2 separate regions of the Homo sapiens genome follow, and region 2 is linked to region 1. Evidence: read pairs that join two places in POLR2A ChIA-PET (ENCODE). Cell type or tissue: K562. All regions are shown on one strand. Each heading gives the region's core, and the rest is flanking DNA. Links, peaks and the distances in the headings are about the cores only. Region 1 has its middle 27 kb from the start of EPB41. Region 2 holds the start of LOC124903886 (a long non-coding RNA gene).

What was found. ChIA-PET counts read pairs that join two places held together with the same protein. Peaks named below come from ENCODE experiments on the same cell type or tissue, not always from the same donor. Only the 100,000 strongest peaks of a DNase experiment are listed, where the experiment ranks them.
Region 2: POLR2A ChIA-PET joins it to region 1 with 6 read pairs; 11 of 35 experiments call an interaction of 5 or more read pairs at or near these places.

The regions. Positions count from the first base shown.
Region 1 is chr1:28,884,001-28,890,225 of GRCh38, reverse strand. It overlaps a transcript of EPB41 not described here. Among named protein-coding and RNA genes, the nearest start is that of EPB41, 27 kb to the left of the region's middle. RefSeq lists silencers at 2,359-2,708, 2,849-3,068, 3,079-3,368, cis regulatory regions at 5,108-5,147, 4,760-5,664, 6,101-6,118, 6,093-6,132, 5,908-6,225 and enhancers at 5,303-5,352, 4,745-5,425, 6,037-6,181. In K562, for the core only: a CTCF peak has its summit at 4,317; DNase peaks (open chromatin) are centred at 2,545, 2,844 and 3,195; H3K4me3 peaks cover 1,436 bases.
Region 2 is chr1:28,938,424-28,944,648 of GRCh38, reverse strand. All of the region lies in intron 1 of EPB41 (erythrocyte membrane protein band 4.1), which reads right to left. It overlaps LOC124903886 (a long non-coding RNA gene), which reads left to right and starts at 2,003. Exons shown (of 3, transcript XR_007065563.1): 1 at 2,003-2,089. In K562, for the core only: no CTCF peak of the experiment used is centred there; no DNase peak of the experiment used is centred there.

The sequences.
Region 1 (6,225 bases), core at 2,113-4,612:
TCTCTACTAAAAATAAAAAAATTAGCCAGGCATGGTGGCAGGAGCCTGTAATCCCAGTTACTCAGGAGGCTAAGGCAAGAGAATCGCTTGAATCCAGGAGGTGAAGGTTGCAGTGAGCTGAGATCATGCCACTGCACTCCAGCCTGGGCAACAGAGTGAGACTCTGTCTCAAAAAAACAAAATAAAATAAAATAAAATAAAAATAAAAATAAAAATAAAATAAAATATCAGAATCTAAGGCCCTGGGAAAATTCTGAACTCCCCTATCCCCAGGAACTGTCATACAGGCCCATTCTGCAAACCCCTAACAAATCTCAGGACACCATAACTCTGTGGTGAGCCCTCTGTGAGTATCCTGTTCAGGTCTGTGGCTGGCAGACCTGTATATGGTGCACAGTACGTGCTCAAGAAAGGCTTAGAGAATAACCGAATGAAGCTCGGTTTGGTTCCACACCTGGGCTCAGGATTCCTCTCCAGGAGTCCCTCCTTGCACCTCCCCTCCTCACTCCCACCACCCCAGCCTCTGTCTCACCCTGCAGCCTAGGTTCCATCAGCTGGGCCCAGCCCCAGCCAACAGAGGTCTGGACCTCCATGGGGCCTGCACAGCGTCAGCATCTTCCTAGCCAGATGGATGTTCCTGCCCAGCACGGCCAGCCAGTCTCCTGGCCATGGTCCATTCTGCAGAGAGGGTGCTGGTCCTGCCCTGACAGGGCTCTACCCGCACTCGTCTGGGGAGTAAGGCGGCCTGGGTGGGAGCTTCTGTTGGCACCTGGAGCCTACAGGAGGGAGGCCAGCCCTGGTCTAGGAGGGATGGGCCAATCAGGAGACAGCCAGTGTGGCCTCAATGAGTATCACCCATACACCCAGGCACTCCACCCATGCCCCATGTTGCTGAGACCTGGCAGGTGTTGCCTGGCTCTCCTATACATACAGCGGAAACCTCAGGACTTCCCCACTCCATTCCCTTCTTAAAACACACTACTGGCCTGCTATCAGACCAGCTACCGTTCTGGTCTGCATACACATTGCCTATTTGATGCTGCTTATGCCTGCAAGGTCCGGATTATTGACAAAGTACAAGCCTGGGACTCAGAGAGGTGAAGTGACTCATGCAGGATCACACAGCAGGAAAGTGGAAGGGTCAGGATTCAACCCAGTTCTGCTGTGTGCAGAGCCTACTGGGCACTGGATGTCCCCTTTCATCCCTCCCTCTGCTCCCTTCAGCTTCTGGCTCCCTTTCTTCTCAAGCCTCCTACCTCCTTGCGCAAAGTTTCTCCTGGCTTAGAATTAATAATTCCCGGCCTGGCGCGGTGGCTCACGCCTGTAATCCCAGCACTTTGGGAGGCCGAGGTGGGTGGATCACGAGGTCAGGAGATCGAGACCATCCTGGCTAACACGGTGAATCCCCGTCTCTACTAAAAATACAAAAAATTAGCCGGGCGCGGTGGCGGGCGCCTGTAATCCCAGCTACTCGGGAGGCTGAGGCAGGAGAATGGCGTGAATCCGGGAGGCGGAGCTTGCAGTGGGCCGAGATCGCGACACTGCACTCTAGCCTGGGCGACAGAGCGAGACTCCGTCTCAAAAGAAAAAAAAGAAGAAATAATAATTCCCACCTCACACCTGCTTTAACGCCTTATTTACAGTGATTTCCGAAGTGTCTGTCTGACACCCCGGAGAGCCTTCAAGGCAGGGAGTGTTCCCAGTAGGTGCTCCTTAGACTTGCGGGTCTGTCATTCTATCTCCACCCTCCTCCCCAACATGCAGAAGTCCCTTGAGCCTCCTCCTGCAGATCCCTTCCCCACCCAGCCTCCTGCCAAGACCATCCTCCAGGCCTGAAACTGGGTGGAGGTAGGGAGCTTGCTGAAGCTCCGGGGCGCGTGCCAGGGCTCTGGCCCCTCCCCAGCCCCTCCCGCTCCCCTTCAATAGCTGAGGACCTGACCCTGACGAGACACTAGGCAGCTCTCACAGGGACTCCCAGTTGCCCTAAGCCCAGCCCCAGCCAGGTTCTGTCCAAGCCTCCTCCTTCTGGAGGAAAGGGCTCCAGAGGCGGAGAAGGGGTCGTCCGTTCCCGGACCCAGGAGCTAAGGGTCCTAGAATCATCTTCCCCAACCCTCCTCTCTCCTCCCCACTCCTGGAGCGAGCTCGGGCTCGGGTTGGTCTGGACAGGTCCCTGCCTCCAACTAGCTGGAGAGGAGGGGTCCTGTCCCACCCTGAAGAGGTGGGGCCTGCCGGGAAGTGTAGGTGAGGGCGAGACAATTCTTGAGGAAAGACAGAGGACAGAGACAGGAAAAGACAGCAAAACAGAGACGACAGATGAGAGATACAGGGAACCCAGAGATGAGAGGGAACCTGAGCCTGAACCGGACAGAGAGACCCGGGAGACCCAGACAGAGGGAAGTCCCCTAGACCAAGCCTGGCAGGGAGGGTGTGGGGCTGGCGCGACGGCCGGGGGGGCCACCCTGGCGGGCACAGCCGGCGCCCCAGCTGGCGGGTCGGTTCCTGGGTCCGGAAACTCAAAGTCAGTTACGTAAGGGCCGGAGCGGGGCGCGGGGCTCCAGGCCCCGGAGCCCCCTCCCGCTGCTAGCCGCCAGCCCGCTCCAGCGCTGCTGCGGGCCCGGCAGGAGCATGCGGGGCCGGGCAAGGCGGGGCTAGGGGGCGGCCGGGGGCTGCGCCGACCTGCAGGGACTCTCCCGCGGACACCGAATGCAGGACCCCCGCCCCAGACAGCCAGGACCGGCCGGACCCGGACGTGTCTAGCTCCGGATCCGAGCTCCCGGACCCCCTCTCCAGACTCCCACGCCCCTCCCTGCACCCTGAACTTTAAGATGCCCAGACTCCTTTGGACCCCAAGTTCGGATTCTGGAATTCGGGACCGCTGGACCCCTCAGCCCTGGACCCTTCGACCCTGGTCTCGCCTCTCCCGGGACGGTCCGAGCCCTTGGGGGTAGGTTCTTCTGTCCCTAACCCCGTCCCTCCCGGGGACCGAGGGTCGCCCCCCAGGTGGTCCAGGCTCACCTGGGCTGGGTGCGGCGGGGACCGGGCCGACCGCGTTCTGGCTCCGCGCCGCTCTCGCCCTTTAAGAGGTTCCTGCCACTTTGCCCCGCCGGGGCCTCCACCTGCACTGACAGGGCAACTCCATCGTGAGGCCCCGCCCCGCCCGCTAGGCCCTCTGATTGGCGCAGGCAACTGCCGATCAGCGGGGCGGGGAGGGGGAGGCCCGGGCAGAGGAGTGCGAGAGTCGCAGTTGGGAAGGGGCGGGGGCTGCAGGTGTAGCCTCGTCCGGCGGGGACACTGAGCCGGGGGCTGCTTTGATAGACCCCAGAGGTCAGGGGAGGGAAGGGCAGGGAGTTCCTGGATTGACTGGTGTGACGTCATATGACAAAAGTGTGAAGCAATTTGACACGTGGTACTGCTCCTAAGGTTACTAGGTAGAGGGGTTGGTCAGAGGGGATCTAGGGAAGTGACCCTGAGGAGACTCACCTGGATCGCCTGTCCTACCACTTCGTCCGGCGTGACCCTGAACAAGTCACTTCTCTGGATCTGAATTTCGTCAACCATAAATCTTACAATGTTTTCCTGAGAATTAGCGATGTAAGTTAAATGTCAAGCATAGGTCTGGTACACAGTAGGCGTTCCGTAAAAGCGAGTTCTGGATCCTGTCGTGCCCGCCTTGCCACTCTTCTCAGTGACTTTTCCCCTCCTGATGGTCCACTCCATCAACGCTTCCATGGTCACTGGCCGAAGTCTCATCCCCTCCCTCCCATTTCAGGCCTGAGCTGGCTTACATATGCCCATGTCAGGAAGCTCACCACCCGGCAGAATGGCCTCTTTCATTTTAAAACTAACCCTGACACTTCAAAAGCTCTTCGTCACAGAATCATAGGATCATAGAATATTCCAGGCCAGAGCACCGTGGAAAACTAACCCTTTCTTTGGACAAATATGGCAAACTGAGGCTCGCTGAGGACAAAGCCTTCCTCTGAATGTAGTGATCTTCCTACTAAATGGGGTAACTAGACTTCCTGTGTTCCAATCCCCAACGCTGCCACTTCCTAATTGAGTTACTTTGGGTGAGCTACTAACTCTCTCCAAGCCAGTTTCCTCCTCTGCAAAGTGGGGTTAATGAAAGTATTTTCCTCAAGGGTTGTGGCAAGAATTGAATGAAAGAATCCATGTCAAGTGCTAAGAACAGTGCCAGTCCCAGGGTAAGCATGCAATAAGCATTAGCATTTATTATAATTATTGATGTTATTGTTATATTGATACATAACTGAATTAAAAGTCATACATTGACTGACTCTCCCCCCCTCCAAATTCACTGAGGACTTCTCTGAATCAGGTCCTGTTTGAGGCTTCAGGGCCCTGGTTCCTGCCTTCAAGGAGCCCATAATCTAGCAGAGGAGGGTCAGACTGAGCCCTTTGACTGGGGAGATGTTTTCTGATGGAGGGAGGTGGGCTTCAAGGGACTAGAGAAGTGTTGGATCCTTCGACCAGAAATCAGGACACTTGAGACCCTTTCAGTCTCTATCCCTGTGAATCCCCTGGGGAAGCCTGGTGCGCGAGCACACACACGTGCGCACACACACACATAGACAACCAGGCTCCCAAGCACATTGATGTACCTTTCACTTGCCTATATCACACCTGCCCACCAGACAGTATTGCCCAGGGGTTACGAGGTAGGGATTTGGAGGCAGGTGAGTCTGGGTTTTGGGCTTTGGGGCAAGGCACCCGCCCCCCACCCTGGGGTAAAATGAGATTAATAATAGTGCTAACTTTATATAGAGCTGTTGTGATGGTTAAATGGGAGTATGTGAAAATATATTTGCAAATAGTAATTAATCTAGTAGTATTTTTTAATTCCTCTCACGTGTACTCTTGCACCCAGGAGAGTGCAGGCTGTGAAATTTTTGATTTGGCCTCTGCAAACAGTGGCTCCTCCCCCAACCCCATCCCCACCCCTGACTCAATCAAAGGGCTAGGGAGAGGAAAACCCCAGCAGTCAGGTGGATGGGGTGATTCTAAAGAGCTGCTGTGGGCCCTGCCCCCTCCCTGCTGGGGCAGCCACGTGGCTCTAGCTCTGTTGGGCTGAGCTGCCTGTGGGTGACTCAGCAGTGCCAGTGCCTGCCCCAGCCTGATAAGAGTGTGTGTGTGTGTGTGTGTGTGTGTGTGTGTGTGTGTGTGTGTGTGTGTTGGCCAGGGAGGGCTCTGCGTTTCTGAATTTGTGCGTGGGGAGTGCATTTGGGAATATGCTTGTGATCCTGTATCTCCTGTTTCTGTGCATTTGTGTATGTGTATGTGTAGGGGGGTGTGTTTTGGTGCCTGTGAGGGTGTGCCCCTGTTTGTGAGTTTATATAGAGGGTGTGAATCTGTGTCTGTCTGTGTCCTATAAACAGGTTGTCCCCTGGGCCTCAGGCCCTGGGACCTAGAGAGCTCTGCCCTGTCCCACAGCCCCTCCACCCAGGCACCTGTGTGTGTGTTTCTCGTTGAGGTGACTTGTGCACTTGTGTGGGTGAAGGCCTTGTGTGGCTTTGTCAGTCACTGAAGCGGGAAAGCTGTCACTCCCTGGACTGCAGGCCCCCTGCCCCATGGCCTCTGCCAGTGACATCATAATCTTCGCCTCCATCCCCAGACTGCAGGGAGCACTTTGCTACCTGAGATGCCCCCGTCAGCAGTGACCTCTTGAAGAAGCCACTCACATTTAGCGATCCTGGTTCTTTTACAGGCATTTGCTCATTTTATCTTATTGAATCCTAACAGCCAAAAATGTTCTAAAGAGCTTCTGAGGCTCAGAGAGCTAAAGTGGCAACCCAAGGTCATACCACTCTTTTTTTTTTTTTTTTTTGAGACGGAGTCCTGCTCTGTCGCCCAGGCTGGAGTGCAGTGGCGTGATCTCAGCTCACTGCAACCTCTGCCTCCCAGGTTCAAGCAATTCTCTTGCCTCAGCCTCCCTAGTAGCTGGGATTACAGGCACAGACCACCATGCCCAGCTAATTTTTTTTTGTATTTTTAGTAGAGACGGGGTAAGTAATAGAGGGTGTGAAGGTGACAGGCAGGGGGCAGCTTTCCTCCCTTGGCTGAGCATTCAGTTCCCCGGAGCCTGTGGGGCGCTGATAAGCTTGGGGGGTGGAGGAAGGAACCTGTTTGTGTCTCCCCCCGCTCCTCTGAGAAGGCCTGGACCTCCAGGAATTCCTTATCCTGTCAGAGCCTGGGCACTCCCACCAG
Region 2 (6,225 bases), core at 2,363-4,862, 54 kb before region 1:
AGGAGAATCACTTGAACCCAGGAGGCGGAGGTTGAAGTGAGCCAAGATGGCACCACTGCATTCCAGCCTGGGTGACAGAGCAAGACATCTCAAAAAAAAAAAAAAAAAAAAAAACCAGATCTGAGAGTTTTATGTTTAATTATTGTGAGTACACAGTAAGCATATATATTTATGGGGTATGTGAGATGATTTGATATGGCATGCAAAATGAAAGAAGCACATCATGGAGAATGCGGTATCCATCCTCTCAAGCATTTTTATCTTTTGAGTTACAAACAATCCAATTACATTCTGTTATTTTTAAATGTACAACTATAATTGACTATAGTCACCCTATTGTGCTATCAGATAGTAGGTCTTATTCATTCTTCCTATTTTTTTTAACCAATTAACATCCTCATCTTCCTCTCCTCCCAGCCCCCGCCTCCACACTACTCTTTCCCAGCCTCTGGTAGCCATCCTTCTCTCTCTGTCCGTGAGTTCAATTGTTTTGATTTTTAGATCCCACAAATAAGTAAAAACATGAGGAGTTTGTTTTCCTGTGTCTGGCTTATTTCACTTAATGAACTCCAGTTAGTTCCATCCATATTGTTGCAAATAACAGGGTCTCATTCTTTTTATGGTTGAATAGTACTCCAATGTGTATATGTAGATTTTCTTTATCCATTTATCTGTTGATGGACACTTAGGCTGCTTCCAAATCTTAGCTATTGTAAACAGTGCTGCAACAAACATTGGAGTGCAGATACCTCTTTGTTATATTAATTTCCTTTCTATTGGGTATATATCCAGCAGTGGGATCACTAGATCATATGGCAGCTCAATATTTAGTCTTTTGAGGAACCTCCAAACTTCTCCAAAATGGTTATACTAATTTGCATTCCCACCAACAGTGTACAAGGGTTCCCTTTTGTCCACATCCTTGCCAGCATTTGTTATTGCCTTTGTCTTGGATGTAAGCTTCTCGTTGTAGTGTGTTTGTTTTGTTTTTTTTTTTCCTGAAACGGAGTCTCACTCTATCATCCAGGCTGGAGTGCAGTGGCACGATATCAGCTCACTGCAGCCTCCGCCTCCCAGGTTCAAGTATTTCTCCTAGTCTCCCAGGTAGCTGGGACTACAGGTGCGTGCCACCACACCCGGCTAATTTTTTAATTTTTTAGTAGAGACAGGGTTTCACCATGTTGGCTAGGCTGGTCTCGAACTCCTGACTTAAGGTGATCCACCCACCTCAGCCTCCCAAAGTGCTAGGATTACAGGCATGAGCCACAGCGCCCGGCCTCATTGTAGTTTTGATTTGCATTTCTCTGATGATCAGTGATGTTGAGCACCTTTTCATATGCCTGTTTGTCATCTGTATATCTTCTTTTGAGAAATGTTTATTCGAATCTTTCACAAATTTTTTGACTCGATTAGTTTTGAAATCTTTATTTCCTTCCTTAGAATCAAAGGAACTGTTATTATGGAAATTTTTTACCAAATTAACATATTTTGCTTGTTTCACTGGCCAGAGTTGAAACCCACACTCCTGGTATATAAGTAGGAGAAGAACTTTTTCTTATATCTTTTATTCCAATAAACTGAGTTAATATTCCTATTATAATTTAAAATGACAGTAAGATTTCCCAATGGAATCAAAATGTTGGGGGGAGGGTGGAGCTGGAGGAATGAAATCCACAAAGCTCCATATTACCTCACATGATATTGTGATACAGTAAGAAATATATATTTGGTCTCTGGTCCTGGCACATACTTCCTAAAACCCTTGGAATCTCCAAAGTGCTAAGGGTCTCTGTGAATACTAATGAATTGAGTGATGGCTGGGGTTCCAGGATAGCCTTAGGATGGGGGCTGGTTGCCAGGGGAACCAACCATGTGATTAGAGGGTTAGAACTTTCAGTGCCACCACCACCACACAATCTCCAGGGAGGGTAAAGGAGCTTTAGGTTGAGCTGATCACCCATGTCCCATGATGTAATCAATCAGGACATAATGAAGCCTCCATGAAAAATCAAAAGGACTGGTTCAGAAAGTTTCTGGATTGCTGAACACATGTAAGATCGTGGAGGTTGGTGTGCCCAGAGAGGGCAAGGTAGCTCCATGTCCTTTCCCCCATACCTTGCCCTATGCATTTCTTCAACTTTGCTTTTCATCTGTATTCTCTGTAATATTCTTTCTAACAAATGGGTAAACATAATTAAAGTGTTTCCCTGAGTTCTGTGAGCCCCTCTAGCAAACTGATTGAACCCAAAGAGGGGGTTGTGGGAACCCCAATTTGGAGCCAGTTGGTCAGAAGCACAGGTCACAACCTGGGTCTTGTGAATAGCATCTGATATGAGAGACAGTCTTGTGGGACTGAGCCCTCAACCTGTGGGATCTGATGCTATCTCCAGGTAGATAGTGTCAGAATTGAAGTGAATTATATAGGACACCCAGCTGCTATCCTTTGGAGAATTGCTTGGTTAGTGTGTGGGAAAAACCACGCCACACATCTGGTGTCAAAAGTGCTGTGATGACTATGTGAAAATAGGAAAAACATTTTGGTTTTTGTTATCTCTGTACTTTTCCAAATAAAAAATTTATGAAAAGAAAGAAGGAACATCAAAATATTTATAGTATTAGCATTAATAGGATTACGGGTAATTTTTAGTTTTGGTCTTTATACTTTATCGTTCAAATTTTCTACAACTCTACAAATTTTCTAAAATTTGTAAAGTCAGGGAGAAAGGTTTTTGCTTTTTTTTTTTTTTTTTTTTTGAGACAGAGCTTCACTCTTGTTGCCCAGGCTGGAGTGCAATGGCACCATCTCAGCTCACTGCAACCTCCGCCTCCTGTGTTCAAGCGATTCTCCCACCTCAGCTTCCGAGTAGCTGGGATTACAGGCACGCACCACCACCCCCTGCTAATTTTGTATTTTTAGTAGAGACGGGGTTTCTCCATGTTGGTCAGGCTGGTCTGGAACTCCCGACCTCAGGTGATCCGCCCGCCTCGGCCTCCCAAAGTGCTGGGATTACTGGCGTGGGCCACTGTGCCCGGCCTGAGAAAGCATTTTAAATCACTTATTTATGTGGATTTTCTTTACAGAAAAACTATCTGTTAATAAATCAGTACTACAGCTTAGGTAACATTTGACAAATATTTCTTATGACTCAGTAAAAATTCACTGTAAACGTTTCTTCTTCCGAAGGATACTCATCTTACAAAACCTGCCTAGAACTATACCTCGTTGGACTTATACCTCATTTTTCCCCATTATTGGTTTTTTATTTTTTGAGACAAGGTCTCACTCTGCCACCCAGGCTGGAGAGCAGTGGTGCAATCACAGCTCATTGTAGTCTTGACCTACCAGTCTCAGGCGATCTTCCCATCTTAGTCTCCCGAGTAGCTGGGACTACAGGCAAGCACTACCATACCTAGTTTTTTTGTTTGTTTTGTTTTTTTTTTTTGGTAGAGACAGGTCTCAGGAGGCTAATCTCGAACTCCTGAGCTCAAGTGATCTACCCACTTCAGCCTCCCAAAGTGCTGGGATTACAGGCATAAGCCACTGAGCCTGGCCCTTCTTCATTATTTAACTTCACATTAAATGTGATGATAATGTGATATTCTGTTTAATACTGTGAAATATGTTCTGAAAACCAAATTCACCATCTACTGATTTTTTTAATGTGCTTTCCATACCCTATACCTCAAGGTAATAAATAGGTGATCAAGACTTTCAGACATGAAAAGTTCCCAGTAAGAAAAGTAAATGTCAGTGCTTTCGTTTTCTTATCAAGCAACACAATGGATATCCTAATGCATATTTCCTGGCATATAACATGTCAGACGATTGTAAACATTTTCTTTTGGTCACACAACATACATCCAAACTCTGGATGTTTTTGTTTCCCTACTTAGGACTAGGATAACTCACCTCAAAATTAAATATAATTGCAACCAGTCTAGAACAGTTTCCCCAACAGACTTGATTTCCAAGAAATATTAATTTTTTTTTCTTTTTGACACAGAGTCTCGCTCTGTCGCCCAGGCTGGAGTGCAATGGCGCGATCTCGACTCACTGCAACCTCCGCCTCCCGGGTTCAAGTGATTTTCCTGCCTCAGCTTCCAGAGTAGCTAGGATTACAGGCGCCCGCCACCACGCCCGGCTAATTTTTGTATTTTTAGTAGAGATGGGGTTTCACCATGCTGACCAGGCTGGTCTCAAACTCCCGTCCTCAGGTGATCCGCCCACCTCGGCCTCCCAAAGTGCTGGGATTACAGCCGTGAGCCACCGCCCCTGGCGAAATACTAATTTTTGCACCTATCAAACATAATATCAAAACTGGTTACTTCAACCATTTCCCAAGAAACACTTTACTATCTGATTTCGTATATTTTAACGTTAGTTATCTAAGTTTAATCAAGGCACTTCTAATAATTATTCTGAAAGTAATGCCCAAAACAGTCATTTAAAATCAAGATTTAAGCTTTCTCCCTGATGTACGATTTGTTTAAGAGCTCTGGTAGTTTGGCTACAAAGCTGGCTACCAACAACTCCTCCTATCAAGTGTTACAGTCATGAATGAGGACCAGCCTTCTCAAGCCAGCCCCCAGATGACTGAAGCATCCAAGTTGAGGCACCAGACATCAAAGCAAGGCCATACTGGATCCTCCAGCTCCAGCCCACCCACTGTTAACTTACGCCACATGAAATTGATAAGCTGCCCTAGTTTCTATCACATGGATCAGAAATAAGCCATTTTCACAGAGCCCTGTCCAAAATCCTGATTCACAGAATCACAGAAAATAAAATAGCTATTATTTTAGATCATTAAGTTTTGAGGTGATTGTGTAGCAATAGATAACTGATACTAGGGCATTCTGATTCAAAAACATAAGAAAAATATTAAGATCTTTAAAAAGCACTTGAGGCCAGGTGCGATGGCTCACGCCTGTAATCCCAGCACTTTGAGGGGCTGAGGTGGGCGGATCACCTGAGGTCAGGAGTTCTAGACTACCCTGGCCAACATGGTGAAACCCCGTCTCTACTAAAAATACAAAGTTAGCCGGGCGTGGTGTCAAGTGCCTGTAATCCCAGCTACTCGGGAGGCTGAGCCAGGAGAATCGCTTGAACCCGGAAGAAGGTCATTGCAGTGAGCCAAGATCGCACCACTGCACTCCAGCCTGGGCAGCTGAGACTCCGTCTCAAAAAAATAAATAAATAAAAATAAAAAATAAATAAATATAGACACAAAAACCCTCAACAAAATACTAACAAACCAAATCCAGTGGCTATAAAAAACAATTACATACCATGACCAAATGAAATTTATCCCAGGGATGCAAGATTGGATTAACATACAAAAGTCAATCAATGCACTACACCACACCAATAGAATAAAAGACAAAATCCACATGATCATCTCAACAGACACAAAAAAAGCATTTGAAAATACCAACATCCTTTCATGATAAAAAATCACTTAACAAACTAGTAATAGAAAGGAATTTCCTCAACCTGATAAAAAGTATCTAAAAAAAATCCACAGCTAGCATCAATACATCCTGTAACAACATACAGAGCAAGGCTGAAGGTTTTTATCCTAATGTCAGGAATAAGACTAGAATGTCTACTCTTACCACTTCTATTCAACATTGCACTGGCTATTCTAGCCAGGGCAATTAGGCCTAGAAAAGAAATTTTTAAAAAGTATCCAGATTGGAAAGAAAAAATAAAACTATCCCTATTTGCAGATGACATAATCTTGTAAATAGAAAATTCTAAGGAATCCACACAAAAAAAACTACTAGTTCTAACAAGCAAGTTAACCAAGGTTGCAGGATACAAGATCAACATTCAAAAATCAGGACAGTTATGGTGGCTCATGCCTGTAATCCTAGCACTTGAGCCCAGGAGTTTGAGACCAGCCTGGGCAACATGGCGAAACCTAGTCTCTCAGAAAAATTTTAAAATTAGCCAGGCGTGGTGACATATGCCTATGGTCCCAGCTACTCAGGAGGCTGAGGTGGGAGGTTTGCTTGAGCCTGGGAAGCAGAGGTTGCAGTGAGCAAAAATCGCACTACTGCACTCCAGCCTGGATGACGCAGCCAGATACTGTGTCAAAAAAAAAAAAAAATTCAAAAATCAACTGTATTTCTATATATTTGCAATAAATAATCTGAAAATTATAACTTAAAAAATTCCATTTAGCATGCAAAATAATGAAATACTTGGGAATAAATTTAACA